2 separate regions of the Homo sapiens genome follow, and region 1 is linked to region 2. A link is an interaction called in ENCODE POLR2A ChIA-PET data of the cell type or tissue named here. Cell type or tissue: GM12878. All regions are shown on one strand. Each heading gives the region's core, and the rest is flanking DNA. Links, peaks and the distances in the headings are about the cores only.

What was found. ChIA-PET counts read pairs that join two places held together with the same protein. Peaks named below come from ENCODE experiments on the same cell type or tissue, not always from the same donor. Only the 100,000 strongest peaks of a DNase experiment are listed, where the experiment ranks them.
Region 1: POLR2A ChIA-PET joins it to region 2 with 7 read pairs; 10 of 35 experiments call an interaction of 5 or more read pairs at or near these places.

What each region holds. Positions count from the first base shown.
Region 1 is chr4:2,807,999-2,817,265 of GRCh38, forward strand. The region is part of intron 1 of SH3BP2 (SH3 domain binding protein 2); the gene reads left to right. Among named protein-coding and RNA genes, the nearest start is that of SH3BP2, 20 kb to the left of the region's middle. RefSeq lists enhancers at 3,878-4,962, 4,147-4,386, 5,337-5,436 and a silencer at 6,147-6,196. In GM12878, for the core only: no CTCF peak of the experiment used is centred there; DNase peaks (open chromatin) are centred at 4,203 and 5,750; H3K4me3 peaks cover 2,886 bases; H3K27ac peaks cover 2,374 bases.
Region 2 is chr4:2,743,629-2,752,895 of GRCh38, forward strand. TNIP2 (TNFAIP3 interacting protein 2) reads right to left here. Exons shown (of 6, transcript NM_024309.4): 2 at 4,027-4,317; 3 at 1,818-1,907; 4 at 1,069-1,317; 5 at 759-878. Among named protein-coding and RNA genes, the nearest start is that of TNIP2, 8.1 kb to the right of the region's middle. RefSeq lists enhancers at 1,214-1,714, 2,310-2,749, 4,160-4,209. In GM12878, for the core only: no CTCF peak of the experiment used is centred there; a DNase peak (open chromatin) is centred at 2,723; H3K4me3 peaks cover 2,939 bases; H3K27ac peaks cover 3,765 bases.

The sequences.
Region 1 (9,267 bases), core at 1,404-6,403, 65 kb after region 2:
AGCCTGCAGTTCATCCTGGGGAAGGACTCAGGTGAGTCCCCGTGTGGATTCATTTCCTGGGGCTGCCCTAAGAAAGTTCCACACACGAGGGGCCTGAAAACAACAGAAATTTACTCTCATGATTCTGGAGGCCAGAAGTCCAAAGCTGAGGGGTCTACAGGGCTGTGTTGCCCCGGTGGCTCTGGGGAAGCCCCTTCCTCCCCTCCCAGCTTCTGCTGGTGGCCGGCGATCCTCGGTGCCCTTGGTGTGTGGCCACATCCCTCCAGCCTCTTTTCCATCCTTACATGGTCCTTTCCAGGCATCTTCTCCTACTCCATCTCTTACAGGACAGTTGCCTTGGATTTAGGGCCCACTTGGTCAATCCAGGATGTGCTGCTTAACTTAGTTACATCGAAGACCCTTTTTCCAAATAAGGTCGTGTTCACAGGTTCTGGGGATTAGGATGTGGACAAAGCTTTTGGGGGCCACCTTTCAGCCCACTACAACATGTGGCCCCAGGCAGGGTCCTTCTTTCTAGGGTTCCCTCTCCCTCTATCCCAGTTGGGTAGTGCCCAGTCCGAGTTCCCGGGAATCCTCCCAGTCCTGCATCATGGGACAGCAATCAGAATGGGGCATAGAGGGAAGGGGCTTCTGGCTGGGGAGAGCCTGGGAGGGTCCCAGGGATGGCTGTGGAGCGGACCCAGGCCCCATGGGAGGGGCTCATGCAAAACATCTTATTTTGAGAGCTTGAGATTTTCCCTGGGGGTGCCCGCCTTCCCCCAGGCTCTGTGCCCACCCACCCTCCTAGGGCTCAGTGCCCACCTTCCCCCAGGCTCTGTGCCCACCCACCCTCCTAGGGCTCAGTGCCCACCTTCCCCCAGGCTCTGTGCCCACCCACCCTCCTAGGGCTCAGTGCCCACCTTCCCCCAGGCTCTGTGCCCACCCACCCTCCTAGGGCTCAGTGCCCACCTTCCCCCAGGCTCTGTGCCCACCCACCCTCCTAGGGCTCAGTGCCCGCCTTCCCCCAGGCTCTGTGCCCACCCACCCTCCTAGGGCTCAGTGCCCGCCTTCCCCCAGGCTCTGTGCCCACCCACCCTCCTAGGGCTCAGTGCCCGCCTTCCCCCAGGCTCTGTGCCCACCCACCCTCCTAGGGCTCAGTGCCCGCCTTCCCCCAGGCTCTGTGCCCACCCACCCTCCTAGGGCTCAGTGCCCACCTTCCCCCAGGCTCTGTGCCCACCCACCCTCCTAGGGCTCAGTGCCCGCCTTCCCCCAGGCTCTGTGCCCACCCACTCTCCTAGGGCTCAGTGCCCACCTTCTCCCAGGGTTAGTGCCCTCCCTCCCTCCCTGGGCTCATTACCCACCTTCCCCCAGGTTCAGTGCCCTCCCTCCCTCCTCTGGGCTCAGTGTCCACCTTCCCACAGGCTCAATGCCCTCCCTCTCTCCCCTGGACTCAGTGCCCTCCCTGAGCTCTGCAGACCCTCCTTGGCATGTTCAGCACCTGAGCCTCTCCTGAAGGTGGCAAGCAGGTACCAGGCTGGGTACAGGGTCCCTGGGTGCCAGTCCCCATGCCACTGATCCCTAGCTTCCTCTCTGAACCCCAGAGATGCAGATGGCAACAGGACTGTCCTCTTGGGCTGTGAGCCTTGAGATGAGGCAGGTGCCGTGAGGCAGGAGGTGCCAGGGCAGGGTCAGCTCCGTGGTGGCTGCAGACACCACCCACTGTGCTGGGTGTTTGCCTTACTCCTGAGCGGGCTGAAGGCTCCCAGAACCCAGTGAAAGCTCCCTCCCTCTTCTTTTTCAGGCTGACCCTTGGCCCTCTGCCTGCCCTGCTGGCTGGCTCCCACTCATCCTGGTAAGTGCCCTGTGTCTGGCATGGTGGGAAGTCCCCAAGCCTGGCAGTTTGAGGCACCAGCTCAGGGGCAGGGGAGCAGCTGCAACTTGGGAAGGATGGAGAGGGACACCAGGGCTGCCCATTGAGGCGGCCCCGGCCATGCCCCGCTGCACACACCCCCTGCTTGGATGCAGGCGTGGGGTCATCTCCATGGTTACCGGCACAGGGTAAATGTCAAGGAGTGGCCATGGCTGAGGAGGGGAGAATGGCCTGTGTTTAGGAATATGAACGGCAGTGTCATATGCCGCAGGGATGAAGAGGAATTGAGAGAGCAATTGGAGAAGCTAAGGCCCAGAGAGGAGGGGTCTGCAGAGGTCACCCAGCAGCCCAGGACTCCCAGCTCCAGCTTCCCTCTGGGAAGATAGGGTTGGGGAAGGGGCTGGTGTGGATTTGTCCCCCACCCCCAGGGTCCCCTCACCTGGCCTGCTCCTCTCCTCTGGGCTGGACTCCCCCTGTAGCATCACAGCATTGGACCAGGGCTGTGGGGGGAATGGGCCTGGGCCAGGGTCAGGTGGGTCTTCTGCTTGCTTCTGCCTCTGCCGAGTCTATGAGTGTGGGGCTTTTGGCGGAGCAAGGGCAGGGGCGAGCCTGGCTCCTGCTTCCAGCTCAGGCCTTGTCCGCTCTTGCATTTGCCTGCCCAGTAAGGGGTGGCGTGTTCCTGAGAGCGCCGGCTGCCTCTGGGTTCTTATCTTCATGGGTTGTCATCCCTGAAGCTGTGCGTTGGCCACCTCATTGCCTGTGGATTCCTCCCAACCCTGGGGTGTGCTCACCCCAAGCCCCTTCCTCCCGTGGCTCCCTCACCCCAGCTCCTTCCAGCAAACTTCCTCCTCTATCAAAGCTGGGCCCCTCCTCTGGGAGGCGTTCCCCAGTCCAGAACCCACAGGGCCTGGTCCCTCCTCTGGACCCTGCAGCCCCAACTGTCAGAACTGCCTGCCTCATCGTCCAGGCTGGGCAGTGGCCCAGGGGTTCCTCACCTGCTGTTTGATCTCAACCCTCCTGCAAGGAGGAAAGAGAATGGGAAGAGGCCCCACTCTGTCCGTGCCCTCCTCGCTGCCCTCTGTCTGTCTGCCTGCTGTGGCCAGCCTTCTGCTGAAGGTGTGGTCTGCCCTTGGCCACCTGAGGGGACTGAGGCTGGCACAGGCTGGGGACGCCAGGGTGTCTGTGCCCATGCTAAGGAGGCCCCAGACCTAAAAGCCCAAGCTCCTCACCCTCTAGGAGACAGTGGGGTGTCTGCAGCCCAAACGGGCCCCGAGGGGGACCTTGGCAGCAGGGCTGGGGCTGCAGACACAGCTGGGGAGACGGAGCTCCTTAGCCTGGGAGCTGCCTTTTTTGAGTGACCCGACACCTAGGCTATGGGACAGCTTGGGACCTGCACAGCCGGTTACGGGGCTGGGGTCCAGGGTTTGTTGGGAGGCTGATTTCGGGGGGCCGTGCCCTAGGAAGCCTGGCGGGCAAGATGAGACCCCTGCAGCTTTGTGGCCTGTGCTCTGTGGCCTCTGTCACCCTCAAATCCTGCTGTGAGGGTGGCCCCAGGCCCCAGAAAGCCCCTTTCTCCAGCTGCCTCTGCCCAGGGGTCCTGTCCTCCCTGGGCAAGTTCTGGGAGGAGAGGGAGGGCGCTCAGCAGCCAGTGGCTAGAATCCCCATTCCCTGCTTCCGGGCTCTGGGCCTGGGCAGGGCACTGGGCTTGGTGGGGGCAGAGCAGCCCTGGGAGGGGCCGAATTCTGAGCGGGCCTTGGGGCAGGGGCCGGTGAGTACGGGAGCGTGCTTTGCCACTCAGCCATAATGTACTTTCTAGCAAACCAGATGTTAGCAGAGCTGGTGTGGTTGCGGGGACGTGAAAAGGCTGGGGATAGAGTAGGAATCGAGGAATGCCAGAGCCCAGGCCTAGTCCCTCAGTCCCTTGGTGTCAAAGGGCACAGAGATGGCCACCTTGAAATTCATAGAACCGGGTGCAAGACATAACAGCCCTCTGTGTGGCCTCAGATGGCAGAGCAGGGTGGCAGCAGCTGCCCTGGCAGGAAGAGCATGCTGGTAAGGTGACACCATCCCTGTGTGTGTTGTAAATGCTGCTCTGTGCTGGGCCTGACACCCAGGGTGCAGGTTGTTTCATGGTTTGCTAGGGAGAAGCCGAGTATTCAGAGGTGGCCCTGCGGGGAGGCAGCAGGGAGCTTCCTCCCAGGGATGCAGCTGACCTTGCGCTGGAGCCAGAGAGCCCTGGCCTCTGACCACAGGATGGGAGGGCAGGAGCAGTGGAAGGTAGGAGTTAAAACCCGGATGGTGGATGAGGGGCAGCCCTGGGCCCCAGGCAGCTTTCAGGACCTCACAGGGTAGAAGGCAGGAAGTGCCGGCTACTTGGTGCTGCCCAGGGAGCAGGGAACAGGAAGTCCCGGGTGGGGAGGAAGCACCGGCGGCCACAGGCCTCAGAAGCAGCAGGAGTGAGCTGTGGGCACAGCTGTGGGGCAGCCAGGCGCGTCAGGCCTCACATGTCTGGGAGATGTAGGCTGCCTGGGCTGGTGGCCCCTGAGCCGCATGGCCTCCCTGGGCCCCAGGACACCGGCCCCGAGCAGGTCACGAGGACGGAGGGCCATGTGTTGGGTCAGCACCATCAGGTCAGTGGGGCGGCCCCAGGACTGGGGCTCGGGAGGCGGCACTGGTCTAGCACCTGAAGAACCAGTAAGGGGGCCCCACGTGGGAGCCACAGCCTTCCTCGGGGCTGGCCGTGGGAGCCCACAGGAGGTGGCCCTGAGCCTGCAAAAGGCAACAGGCTCTGAGGAGAGTGGCCTCTGTCTGCCTTGAGAGGCCCCCGAGCTGGCAGGCACAGGGGGAGGCCAGAGAGGGAATGTGATACTTAGAACCCCCCCCACCCCCCCATCACATGCGGCCGACAGGGAGGCGGGGGCCAGCCTGCTGGGGTGGGGCCCAGGTCCGGGAACTTCTCATGATACAGCCTGCAGGGTGGCCTTGGTGTTTGGGTCCTAAGTACACACGTTGTGTATGTGAGTGTGTGTTTCTGTTGTGGGGGGGTAACGGAGAGAGCTGTACAAGGTCCCTGCTGCCCACCTGGGGAGTGCCATGCTCTGAAACCTGCAATGTGGAGGACCCGCAGGGACCTCAGGGACTGCCGGGCTGGGGCTGTGCTCGCAGAGCCCAGGCTGGGCCACCCTGCCCCTGGCCAGCAGTGCTTCTCTGGCATAGCTGGTTACTGGGCCTTTACGGGAGAATTTTGGTTTTGATTATGTTAACAGAGAAAGATTCTGGGAACAGGAAGGAAACAAGGGAAACCGAAAAGGAAGAGCAGACAGCTGTGGGGAGGCAGGGCAGCCAGGGCTCCAAGGTGGAAGCCGCCCCATCTGCACATCCCACGCCCACCACCGGCCACCCACTGTGCGCCAAGCTGGGCCGTGGCTGTGCTGGGCCGGGGGTGGTGCGTGAGCCACCATTTACTGGCTGTGTGACTTTGGCCAAGTTTCTTCGTCAGTGACTTGGGGAGGACTCTGGTTTGAAGCTCAAGGTGTTGGATGATGGGGCGATCACTGAGAAGCACAGAGCTTGGCCCACAGGGAGTGCCCAGTGCGCTCGGCACAAGGCCTGATCCTCTCCCAGCCTCTATACCCAAGTCTGTAAAATAGAAGTAAAGTATTGAGCTCAGGTGGACCCTGGTCGATTTAGTGAGCTGTGAGGTACAGCTTGGCACTGGGCCCTGGCAGGGCTGGGAGTGGTGGTGATGATTCTGTGCTCAGGCTTCAGGACACGGAGACACAGAAGACCGCACTTGACAGGTCTTGTTGGTCGTTGGAGGCTGTGTGTGTGTGAATGAGTGCTTGCATATGCATGAGTGAGTGTGATGAATGTGTATATCAGTATACATATGGGTGTGAGTGTGCACGTATGAGTAGACATGAGTGCATGAGTGTGTATGAGAACATGAGAGCGAGTGGGCATGCGGGAGAATGAGTGTGTATATATGTGTTAGTGTGGATGGTGTGAGTGTTAACTGTACATGCATGAGTGTGACAGGATGCGCATATATGAGCGTGTGAATAAAGTGCACAGGGTGACCTGGTATCTTCTCCCTTTGGGCTGGATCCCCAGCCCCAACTTGCCCTGTGGCTCCCACAAATGGGGCCAACCTGATCACCACTAACAGTAAGTCCTTGACCCTGTGGTCACATGAGGTGCTGGCTCCCTTACCACAGCCAGGATGATCCTGCAGGAGCCCAGCCTCCCAGAGCCCCCACCCTGCTCCTATGCAGGGGCTCACGCCTGTGTGCATGCGAGCTGTGCAGCTCATGTGCACGTCCTGTGTGAGTGCACCACCTGTGACATTAACTGGGTGTGCAGAGACACAGCGCACATGAGGGCCTGCACAGGCCATGACCACACACGCCACAGGGCTCATGGGGCCCCAGGGTGGTGGGAGCCACAGAGCCTGCATTAAATGGAACCCGATGGGGTGTCTCTGTGGGACTGAGCACTTTTCACCTGACTGCTCTGCCCCCCACCGCAGCAGCCTCAGGCCTTGGGGTCACCTGAACCAATTGCAACTTTGAGAGAAGGTAGGGAGATGAGCACAGAAACAGAGACCTGGAGAGTGTATCCCAGGTGCCCCGTCTTCCCTAATGTGCATGTGCACACACACACACACACGCACACACGCACAAGTGTACAGGCTCAAATGCAAATCTCCACGTGTGCACACATGCAAAGATCACATACTTTCTGGAAGGGCTCATGGAGCCCAGCAGCCACCACCAGCTTTGGCCGCCCAACGCTGGCCCATGTGTCTCCAGAGCCCTGCCCCAGAGAGCAGCTGCAGAGGTGTCAGGGGACTCTGAGAGTGGACTCCTCCATACCCACTTTACACTGGAGGAGGTGGGGGCTCAGGGGAAGGAGGGGCCCCAGGAAGGATGTGAACCCAGATCTTCAGCACTCTCCCTCACAGCTCCTGCCCATGTTAACTCAGCCGACACCGCAGCAGCATGGTGACAGGTCCCCCCAGGGTGTCTGCCTCTACAGAGGAAGGGACTGAAGCACCCAGAGAGCTGGCAGGTAGGCCTGTGGAGTCCCCTGGAATGAATGAATGGAATTTAACCATCAGGTCCCTGGAAGAGGGGCTGGGCACTGAGAAGCACAGCCAGGGAGGCCTGGCCAGCTAGGAGTGTGGGTGCTCCTTGGGGATGCCCCCTGGTTTTCCCGAGCACAAGTGGGGCCAGATTCTGTGAGCTGGGCTGAACTTCCCCAAGAGCAGCATGGTCACCACGGCCTCCATGGCCCATCATCACCCTCAGCCTCAGCCGACCTTTCCCCTTTCTGCTCTCAGCCTGGCCTGGCACTGGGCTCCTGGCCAGGTATCACCCCCTGGCACAGGGCAGGGCCAGGTGGGGCAGAGGATAGTAAGGTGGCAGGGGTGGGTTTCCCCTTGAATGGCCCCTCCTCTGGAGAGGGGCTGTGGGTGTCAGCGTCTGTCCCTGAAGCGAGGAATTCCCAGGGGAGGTGAGGGTGCCACATGACCTGCCCTTGTCATGACCTGTCCCCCTGCCCAGGGTCAGCTGATGATCACCTAAGAGCCTTCATCCTGCCCACAGCGGGACAGCAGCCAGGCAGGAACGAGCCCCTCACAGGCCTGCCCCTATCTGGCCACTGAGCTGGACCCATGTAGGACTGTAACCTGTCCCTGTAACTCTTCCTGCTGAGCCTTGTCCAGGTGTGGAGCCAGGAGGAGGTGGTGGGTTCCATCTGTCCTCACAGTGGCTCCTCCCACTTTGACACACAGGCCAGGTCTTATAGCTTTTGGGTGGCGGGGGCACAGTGGGGTGTGATGCCCCAGGGTAGGGGCTCTGTTTCAGCTTCCTGTGCCTTCCAGGCAACTTGCAGTCCCTGTCACCCACAGGGTGAACATTCCATCCTTCTTTTGGGGCTACCTGGGTGTCCCCCCTGGGCTGGGTCTGAGCTGGTGAGGATGGGAGACAATGACCAACTAGTGTGGTCAGTGTTAGGGGCAGAGAAGGCTATGCTAGCCCCAAGGGAGGGACACAGGACTCCAGAGAGGTTATGGGAGACTGCCTGGAAAAGGGAACGCTTGAACTAACTCTTCCTTTCATTTTTGGATTGTTGCTAGTATATAGAAATAGAATTGATTTTTGTATGTTGATCTTATATCCTGCCACCTTGCTGCTCATTTATTCTAATAATTTTTTTTTTTTGAGATGAAGTCTCATTCTTGTTCCCCAGGCTGGAGTGCAATGGCGCAATCTCGGCTCACTGCTACCTCCACCTCCCGGGTTCAAGCGATTCTCCTGCCTCAGCCTCCCAAATAGCTGGGATTACAGGTGCCTGCCACCTGGTATTTTTAGTAGAAATGGGGGTTTCACCATGTTGGCCACGCTGGTCTCGAACTCCTGACCTCAGGTGATCTGCCCGCCTCAGCCTCCCAAAGTGCTGGGATTACAGGCGTGAGCCACTGCGCATGGCTATTCTAATAATTTTTAAGTGGATTCCTTGGGATTTTCTGTATGTAAAATAATCTAATCAGTGAATAATTGTTCTTTCTTTCCATTCTGGATACCTTTTATTTCTTTTTATTGCCTAATTACTCTGGTGAGAATCTCCAGTACTATGCTGAATAGAAGTAGAGCAGACATCCTTTCCTTGTTCCTGTTCTTGGGGGAAAAACTTTCAGTCTTTTACCACTAGGTATGTTAGCTGTGGGTTTTTCATAGAACCCTTTATCAGATTGAGGAACTTCCCTTCTATTCCTGGTTTGTTGACTCTTCTTATCATGGAGGAGTGTTGAATTTTGTCAAACACTTGTTCTTCGTCTATCAAAATCATGTGGTTGTCCTTTATTCTATTGATATGGTGTATTACATTAATTGTTTTGAATATTAAACCATCCTTGTATTCCTGGGATAAATCCCACATGGTCTTGGTGTAGAATCCCTTTTATATGTTGCAGGATTCAGTTGGCCAGTATTTTGTTGAGGATGTTTATGTCTATACCCATAAGGGATATTGGTTTGTAGTTTTATTGTGATGTCTTTGTCTGGTTTTGGTATTGGGATAATGCTGCTCTCATAGAATGAGTTCCCTCCTCTTCTATTTTCTGGAAGTTTGTGAAGGATCCATGTTCTTTTGAGCCAACTCTTGATGGCTGGGTTAGTTCAGTTTCAACTTTAGGCTGTGGCAACAGCAGGGGCTGAGGCCTGCAAGTGGGTGCTTGCTCGATTCAGGTAACTGGAGCCATAGGGTCTGGCTGGCGTAAGAGCACAGAAGGTAGAGGGCAGGAGTGGCTGAATCAGGAAGGGCCAGGTTGGCATGAGGAGGCCCTAGAGGTTTAGCACTGAGCAGTGATGGGAATGGTGTGCGTGTTGATTCTGTGCTGGGTGGAGGGGGCTGGA
Region 2 (9,267 bases), core at 847-5,846:
AAACACGGCTGACGTCCTAGCTCCAGCCCGGGACGCATCGATTCTCAAGAGGCATCACTACTGTTCAGTCTGTGCCAGGAGAGGAAGCTCTTTGAGTGGGGCCCAGGCTATTCCCAGGGCCAAAAGTGTGTTAGGTACTTGATGAGGAGCTACATAAACTTCTCCTGGATTTTTGCAGAGCACAAGTCAGTGAGGAGAAGGAAGAGGCCATGGGTCACACACTGAGGAACTTCATCGGTTCCCATTCATGCCAGGCCTCCCTCAAGGCACCCCATGGTAGGAAAAGCACTGAGCCCAGGGGTGGGGTGAGGGGCCCCTGCCCTGCAAGGCCCAGCTCCACGTGCCAGGCTGAGCTGGGGATGTTACTGGACACCCAGGGCCATCACATCTACATGACAAGGTAAGCGGGGTTCCCGTCTCACAGACAGGTCAGGACACGTAGGGAGCTCACACTTTGAGGCCCGAGATATGCTCTCTGACTGCATGACAGTGACGGACGGGCCCTGAGGACAGCCACCTCTGCTAAGACAGGCCGCCATGCCAGCCTCCTCCATAACTAAACAGTATAACAGGGAGGCTTTCCATGACCACGCCCAGGTACCAGGCCAGGTGGCTCTCCCCACAGCAGGGAGGGGCTCGCCACAACCCTCATCACCAGCAAATCAGGGCCTTGGCAGACACAGAAAGGCTCTAATCTCATGAGAAGAGAAACAAAAACACTAAACCTAAGCAGGAAGAAAAACGCCCTCATACTCTACCTGTCTCCAGGACACCTGGTGCAGCAAAGAGGCGACCTTTTCCTCCAGTTCTTGAATCCTACTTTGAGCCCGTTCCCGATCGGCCCTTTCTGACATGAAGTCATCCTTGTAAGCGAGAATCTGAAGAGAGGCGAGACACACATTTCTGCTCAAGGAAGGAGGAAGCGCCCCACCAGGCTTCTCCCACCCCCACAGTGACCACTGCCCACTCAGTGCCACCAAGCCTTCAGCCCAGCCTGTCCCATGATTTCGGCCACCACCGGCCAGCAGACATCTGGTCAGTGCCGTCCGGAGCCCGAGGGACAGACACCTGCTGTTCCAGCATCTGCACCCGCTCCAACGCAGCATCCCGGGCCGTCCTGGAGGCCGCCAGCTCCTGCTTCACTTCGGCACAGTCATTTATTTTCTCTTCCAACTGTCTGTTGAGCCGGGAGATCTCCTTCCTCATCAGCTCGGGCTCGTGGGGGATCTGCAGCCCCCTGAGCTGCGCATGGAGCCCCCTCACGTATTCGTCCCTGCTGGCGTTGTAGCGCTGCCACTTGGCATTGAGGTCTTCAACCTGAAGAGGTGGAGCCGGAAAGCTCACGGTGAAGGCAGCTGACAAAGCTGCTCAAGCCAGCACCCAGTGTGAATTATGTATTAGCAGTGATTCGCTGAGTGAGAGTTTCCTCTTAAATGGAAGCTGCCCCTCCCTGTTCTGTAGAGAGCAGACACTAGGCCCGCTAGAGAATCCTGAGGCAGCACGATGACACCCGTACGCAAGCAGCATGAACGGAGGTGGACTCGGTGCAGCTTTGCTGTCTTAGAAAATGGACCTCCTGCTGCTAACTCTTGCATCTCCTTTACTGACTTGTGGATTAATTTTAGGGGGATGGAGATGGACAGGACATGTCCCGTACGTCGTTTTAAGCAAAAAAGTCCAGTCTCTAGGGACTGTGTGTATCAAGTCCTAGTGGCCAGAGGGCGGGGGGCGACTCTGGGCATCAGCCAAGGAAAGAACCCTCACTTACAGTTTGTAAGCCATGTGTTCTTCTCAAACGAAATGTGAAAGACACTCACGTGAGTCACCTTCTGTTTTAACAGTCGATTTTCTTCCTGCAACTTCTCAATAACACTCTGGACAGAGGTGTGCCCATCTGTGTGTTCCGACTGCATGAGGAAGGGACAGAGAGAAGACACTCTGTCACATACAGCAAGAGGGGAGAAAGCTAGACCCAGAGGCTGAGGCCACAGATTATCACTGCGTCCCCCAGTGCAGCGGGTAGTGATCATTCATTTGGTAGAGAAGCAAAGCAGGGACAAGGGACCACCTTCTCCCTGCCCAGGCCCACCCCACCTGGCCCAGGCCAGAGCCCGGATGGGAGGTCTTCAGGCCACACCACCTTTCACACTGTCCTTATCCCGTCCCACCTACCAGTTTGAGCTGTTTGTCTTTTAAATATTTGGAATGTAAATATTCTAAAGCCATAATGTCTGCAGGGATTGGCACACCAGACATGATAAAGTCTTCTCATTGCCAGAGATTTGCCATTATCACAGACAGCAGGGAAGGCAGGAAGCTGAATCCCATTGTAAACCAGAGGATCTCCAGTGAGGGGGCCCCCAGCTGCCCAGGGTGGGCCTGGCCATGCACCCTGCTTACCTCCTTTGGAGCCCATGACACTGTCCTGTCTGCAGACAATCGGGTTCAACCAGGTGATTCTGGACACAGGAATCTAACCTCTGCCCCACGCAGGGTCAGGAGTCACCGAAGCCACAACCCAAACCAACCCCCACTAACAACTACAGAGCTGAATGAAAAGTCTCCTGAAACTCGTGTGTACCCTACAATTCTGACTGTATCTCAGTGACATAATTTTTGAGAATTCCCCTCAAATGACAAAGGAAGTGCACGTCCTAACACAGCCTACACCGGGAAGCCCCGGGTGACTCAGCTGAGTTCAGGGCTGAGAAGTGACACTTATTTAGAGACTGTGATGAGGGCCTACCCTGCCACTGGCCCCACCCCCGCCTCAGGCTCAACACTGTGTGTGGCTCCTTTCAAATCCCCAGAGGGAAATGACACAGTGACTCAAAATCAGACCAGAACACCCTGCCTCCGCCCAGACGGCACTTTTCCTCTGGTTTCTGAATGCAGCTGTGTCCTCTCTGAGGTTCCCCGCCTGGAATCCACCCAGCTGAGGTGGGCAGTTCTCAGACCAACCTTCTCCCCAGTGGGCGCCTCGGTGAAGCTGCTGATGGGTGCGGGATGTACTGTCTGCCACAGAACATCCCAGCGCGTGTGTTTCTGCATGAACCTTGGTGCTGCCTCAGAGAACTGCCTAGAAAGGACCCGAGCGAGAGGCCCTGTGCCCGGCAGTGCGAGTGAGATGGGGTCTCAGCCTAGGTGAGATGTGCACGGAGTGCCTCCATTCCCCTGCCTGCCACACACAGACCACCACAAGCACCAGCAAGATGGAAGGTGCCTGGCACACAGATGCCTTGGGCCACTGCTCCCCTACTTTTCTGCCTAGGAGCCCCCTGGTTTCTCCTGATGCTGAAACTCCCACGGTCCTTCTCTCTCCCACTAGACCCCACAGAGAGCTACAGCCCAGATCCAGCCTATCCTGGAGGTCCAGCGAACCCTTCTTTGGCCCTCACTGTCACTTGGTGCCGCTGCCCCCGGCCCTTGCTTTGATGATGAGGAGGCTGTGGCCCTGAGCCAGGTCTCCAAGCTTGCGGGAGGCCGTGCTGCTGGCAAGGACATGCCTAAAGCCAGCTTTGGAGATGGCGGTTCCAGCTGTGCCTGCATGCACTCAGACACACTGAGCCTGAAGAAGGCGGGCACTCACGGTCCTTCCAGGAGTTTGGGGTGTGGAACTGGAGGCACTCCCCATCCCCAGCAGTACCACCTGGCTCTGCTTCAGTTTCCTCGGATGGAGGATGTGACTACACTTCCTCCAGGCAGCTCTGCCAGGCTCAGCTCCTCCTCCTCATCCTCAGCTGAGGCAGATGAAAGCCAAGTGCCATCTCCCACCTGGGAGCGGGGTCGGCCACAGGCCTGGTGCTGGGCAGTGAGGTGGCTGCCTGCTTTCCTATTACATTTTGCATGTTCCATCATTTTAAAAGAAACCCTTGGATGAGTGAGCTTTGCCCCGTCAGCTGACTCTCGTTACTGAGAACAGAAGTGGGTTCTGGGGCGCCCCCCCACCTCTGTGATCAGGGGCCTGTAGGCGATGCTCCCAGCACACAGAGGTCTTCCCCACACTCTGCTTACACTGTGGCCTACCTGGTCAGGACTTCTCTCCCCCACATTCCTTTGTGCATGCTGTCGTTCATCCAGACACTTGGCCAGATGCTGACACATGTGGGCGGTGGCGGTCAGCGTCCTCCGCAGCTGATGGGTCTCGTTGGCCAAGGAGCGGCACAGGACGTCACTGGCGGCCCGGGCGCGCTCCCCTTCTGCCATGCTCCTCCGTAGCAGGACGACTTCCTTCTCTCGCTCGTGTTGGGGCTGGCTCAGCAGCTGCTGCATCTCCCTCTCTTTTTCTTCTAGTCGCTCAGTCAGCCTCTCAATTTCCTAAGTGGAAGATTTAAAAGCACAGTTTACTGAATTAAAAGAAGCAGTGTCAAGAGCAAATGTTCAGAAAGCAAAAGAAGACCTGGCGTGGATGCCCCATCACCAGACACAAACATACTCACTCAGAAGTTGGGCGTTTGAACTAACAATTACTCACTCAGAAGTTGGGCATTTGAACTATTAACTCTGGAGTTTTTCAGCCTACAATGTTCTGTTCTGAAACTTCATCTCAAATTTTTTTTTTTTTTGAGACAGAGTTTCACTCTGTTGCCCAGGCTGGAGTGCAATGGCACAATCTTGGCTCGCTGCAACCTCCACCTCCCAGGTTCAAGCGATTCTCCCACCTCAGCCTCCTCAGTAGCTGGGATTATAGAGCCCACCACCAAGCCCAGCTAAAAGAATTTTTTTTTTTTTTGAGACGGAGTCTCGCTCTGTCGCTCAGGCTCGAGTGCAGTGGAGCGATCTCAGCTCACTGCAAGCTCCGCCTCAGAGGTTCACACCATTCTCCTGCCTCAGCCTTCCGAGTAGCTGGGACTACAGGCACACGCCACCACGCCCAGCTAATTTTTTGTATTTTTAGTAGAGATGGGGTTTCACCATGTTAGCCAGGATGGTCTCGATCTCCTGACCTCATGATCCGCCTACCTCGGCATCCGCCCACCTCAGCCTCCCAAAGTGCTGGGATTACAGGCGTGAGCCACCACGCCTGGCCCAATTTTTATATTTTTAGTAGAGACGGGGTTTCACCATGTTGGCCAGGCTAATCTCGAATTCCTGACCTTAGATGATCCGCCAGCCTTGGCCTCCCAAAGTACTGGGATTATAGGCGTGAGCCACTGCGCCCAGCAATTTTTTTTTTTTTTTTTTTGAGGCAGGGTCTCACTGTCACCCAGGCTAGAGTGCAGTGGCACAATCATGGCTCACTGCAGCCTCGACCTCCCCAGGCCCAAGCGATTCTCCATCCTAACCTGAGTAGCTGGGACTACAGGCACGTGCCACCGTGCCTGGTTAACTTTTTTGTATTTTGTAGAGACAGGGTTTTGCTGTGATGCTCAGGCTGGTCTTGAACTCCTGGGCTCAAGAGATCCACCCGCCTTGGCTTCCCAAAGTGCTGGGATGACAGGTGTGAGCCACCACGCCCTGCCAAATTCTATTTTCACAAGCAAGTTCATAATTTTAGATTTCATATCATCAAAATGTTTTTTTGAGATGAGGGTTTCGCTATATATAGCCCAAGCTGGTCTTAAACTCCTAGGCTCAAGCAAATCCTCCCACCTCAGCCTCCTGAATAGCTGGGACTACAGGCTCAAGCCACCACACCCAGTTATCATCAAATTATCAAAGTGGCAATTCCAAGCACTTTTTTGATGGGATAGGTAGAAACTCCACTGTGGTGGGTAACCCCAAAAAGATGTCCACAACCAAACCTCCCATTCCCCGGTATCTGGGAATGAAACCTTACTTAGAGATAGGGTCTTTGCAGATGTAATTAGTTAAGGTGGGGACAAAATGGATTAGGACGGGACTGGTGTCCTTGTAAGCAGACAGAAGTCTGGACAGACACACAGAGAGAAGACGACCACGTGACAACAAAGATAGGAGTGACGTCTTGTCTTGTGGATAAAGGCCAAGGAACACCAAGGATTGGTGGCCCCCACAGGAAGCTGAAGAGGCGAGGAAGGGTCCTTCCCTAGAACCTTGAGAGAGAGCCGATGCCTTGGTTTCTGGCTTCTGGCCTCTAGAACTGTGAAAGATTAAATTTCTGTTGCTTGAAGCCCCCCAGTTTGTGTTACTTTGTTACAGCAGCTCTAGGAAATTAACACACCCAACCCCAATTACTTCTTAAAGAATTTAAAAAGGTTCTTAAAATGACAATTTTATTTTGAGATAGGGTCTCGCCCTGTCACCCAGGCTGGAGTACAGTGGTGCCACCATGGTTCACTGTAGCCTCCACCTCCCAGACTCAAGTGATCCTCTTGCCTCAGCACCCTAAGTAGTTGGATTACAAGTGCATGCCACCGTACCTGGCTAATTTCTGTATTTTTTGCAGAGACAAGGTTTCACCACTTTGCCCAGTCTGGTCCTGGACTTGAGTGATCCGCCTGCCTCAGCCTCCCAAAGTGCTGGGATTATAGGCACGAGCCACCACATCTGACCTGACAATTTTTTAATATCTGGCCTTAAATTTGTACTTTTCCGTTTTCAAAGAATCCTCCAAAATAAACAGTACATTACATGAAGGAGGTGAAGCAGGCTCAACTAGTCCATCCCACAAGTGAAGAAACAGTTTCAGAAAAGTCACGGAGGAGCCCAAGCTTCCCCCAGAAGTGGCGGGAGAAGGGTCCAGCCTCTGTGTCTAGTACTTGAGGTAAGAAGGGACAGAGACCGGGAACCTAGAATGTTCTCATCACAATGGAACAAAATACTAAGCCCTATTACTGCGAGAACCCTGATTATTATTATTATTATTATTATTATTATTATTATTTTATTATTTTAGAGACAGGGTCTCGCCCTGACACCGAGGCTGCAATACAGTGGTATAATCACAGCTCACCGAAGCCTTGAACTCCTGGGTCCAAGTGTTCCTCCCGTCTCAACCTCCCAAATAGCTGGGACCATGGGCTCGAGGTCAAGGCTGCAGTGTGCTGTGACGGTGCCACTGCACTCTAGCCTGGGTGACAGTGAGACCCTCTTCAGGGATAAAGGACTTTGAGCAAAACCTGACTTCTGGTTTTTTTTTTTTTTGATAAAGACAGGGTGTGGCTATGTTGCCTAGGCTGGTCTTGAACTCCTGGCCTCAAGCAATCCTCCTCCTGCCTCAGCAGGGGTCACCGTGCCCAGGTAAAATCTGATTTCGGAGCCTCCTTCCTGCGTTGGTCAAATGCTGACAGTAGGAGAAACAAACAGCTCCACAAACAGGAGGGCAGCATGTCCACAGCTCGTAGATCCTGAGGGCGTGGCTCTCTCTTGCCTCCACACCCTAGTACTCAACACTGAGCCCAGCCCCACACAGATGCCCAGTAAATGGGAATAAGACTGGGCCATACAGAGACAGATCAGGACGCAGGCTCTACGCTCAACCCGTGGGGGCAGGCCAGCCCTGCAAAGGGCTGCCCCACTCATCCTCCCCTCGGCAGCATGAGGGCCCCAGGACCCCTCCAGCCCCCGGGCTTCTGGCATTTGTCACTGGCTCTGAAGTTGCAGAGCTTTGTGCTGGTTTATCTGTCTGAGTGCCTTGTCCAGTTAGTAACAGTTCTTAGGACACAACAGCACCTCGACCACTGTGGTCAGAAAACAAGGTACGAGCTGGAGTTGTGGGTCTACACACACAGGCACAACACACAGACTAGTCAGCAACTGGGCTGACATCTCTCAGGAAAGCCTGTCGCCGGGACCCACAACTCCATAGCTCCACGCTCAGAACACAAAAGTGTAAACAGCTCTATTAATAGTCTTGTGGATTGGCCTTAAGAGGCACAGTGGCCTCTTGGCTTTTAGCGCTGCGGCAACAAAGTATCACAAACTTGGTGTCTTAAACAACAGAAGTGTATTCTCCCAAAGCCTGTAATCCCAGCACTTTGGGAGGCCGAGGTGGGAGGATCACTTGAGCCCAAGGGTTGGGACTAGCCTGGGCAACATGGCGAGACCTTGTCTCTACAAAAAATACAAAAAACATTAGCCAGGCATGGTGGTGGGCGTTTGTAGTCCCAGCTACTCGGGAGGCTGAGACAGGAGGATCACTTAAGCCCAGGAGGTCAAGGCTGCAGTGAGCTATGATCATGCTACTGCACTCCAGCCTGGGCAACAGAGTGACCCTGTCAAAAAGAGGGGAGGGGAGGGGAGGAGAAAGGAAGAAAGAAAGGAACAAGGAAGGTGGCCCGGGGCGGTGGCTCATGCCTGCAATCCCAGCACTTTGGGAGGCTGAGGTGGGTGGATCACGAGGTCAGGAGTTCAAGACCAGCCTGGCCAACATGGTGAAACCCCGCCTCTACTAAAGATACAAAAAATTAGCCAGGCGTGCTGGTGGGCGCCTGTAGTCCCAGCTACCCAGGAGGCTGAGGCAGGAGAATCGCTTGAACCCGGGAGGTGGAGGTTGCACTGAGCCAAGATCCCGCCACTGCACTCCAGCCTGGCGACAGAGCAAGACTCAGTTTAAAAAAAAAAAAAAAGGAACAAGGAAGGAAAGAAAGAAAAGAAGAGAAGAGAAAAGAAAAGAAAGAGCCAAGAAAACAAGCAAAGCAAAGCTAAGCTAAGCCGGAAGGGAAAGGGGGCTGATACGCCAGGACCAGGCAAAGCCTATGAAGCTGGTCCCGAGAATGGTGACAGGATGGGGTTGGGCAGGACCAGGTTGCACAATGAATTGGTGCCATTATTCCAGAAAGTATTAACTGGAGGGGCTTTGTAAAGTTATCCACTCAGGCCTTGTGTTACAGATGAGGTAAGGTCTCAAGTCCAGCTGTGGCTGCACTGAGGACCACAATTCTCTGGCCTGATCTTGCCCCATCACACACTGACCGCAGCTTGATCACAGACGCACTGGTCAGCTCCTCCACATTCTGAGCCTCAGCACTCTCTCTGGGAGCCCTCAGTCCCTACTGGTCCAGGGTTCCTGCTCCTAACGGGCTCTCATAGATGAGAGCAACCTAGCAACGGCTTGCTTCCTGCTGTGTCTTTAACTCTGCACTGCCACCTCAGTGAACCCAGGGCCTGCAGGAGGTGACAAACCTCTCCATTCTTCCACAGGTTCCATGACCGACCTCAGATTGAACGTTGGGATGAGCAATAAATATGTAATTGCATAAAATACCAGATAAGGCCAGCACAGTGGCTCACGCCTGTAATACCAGCACTTTGAGAGGCCGAGACAGGAGGATCCCTGGAGGCCAGGAGTTTGAGACCAGCTTGGGCAACATCATGCGACCCCTTCTCTACAAAAACTTAAGAAGT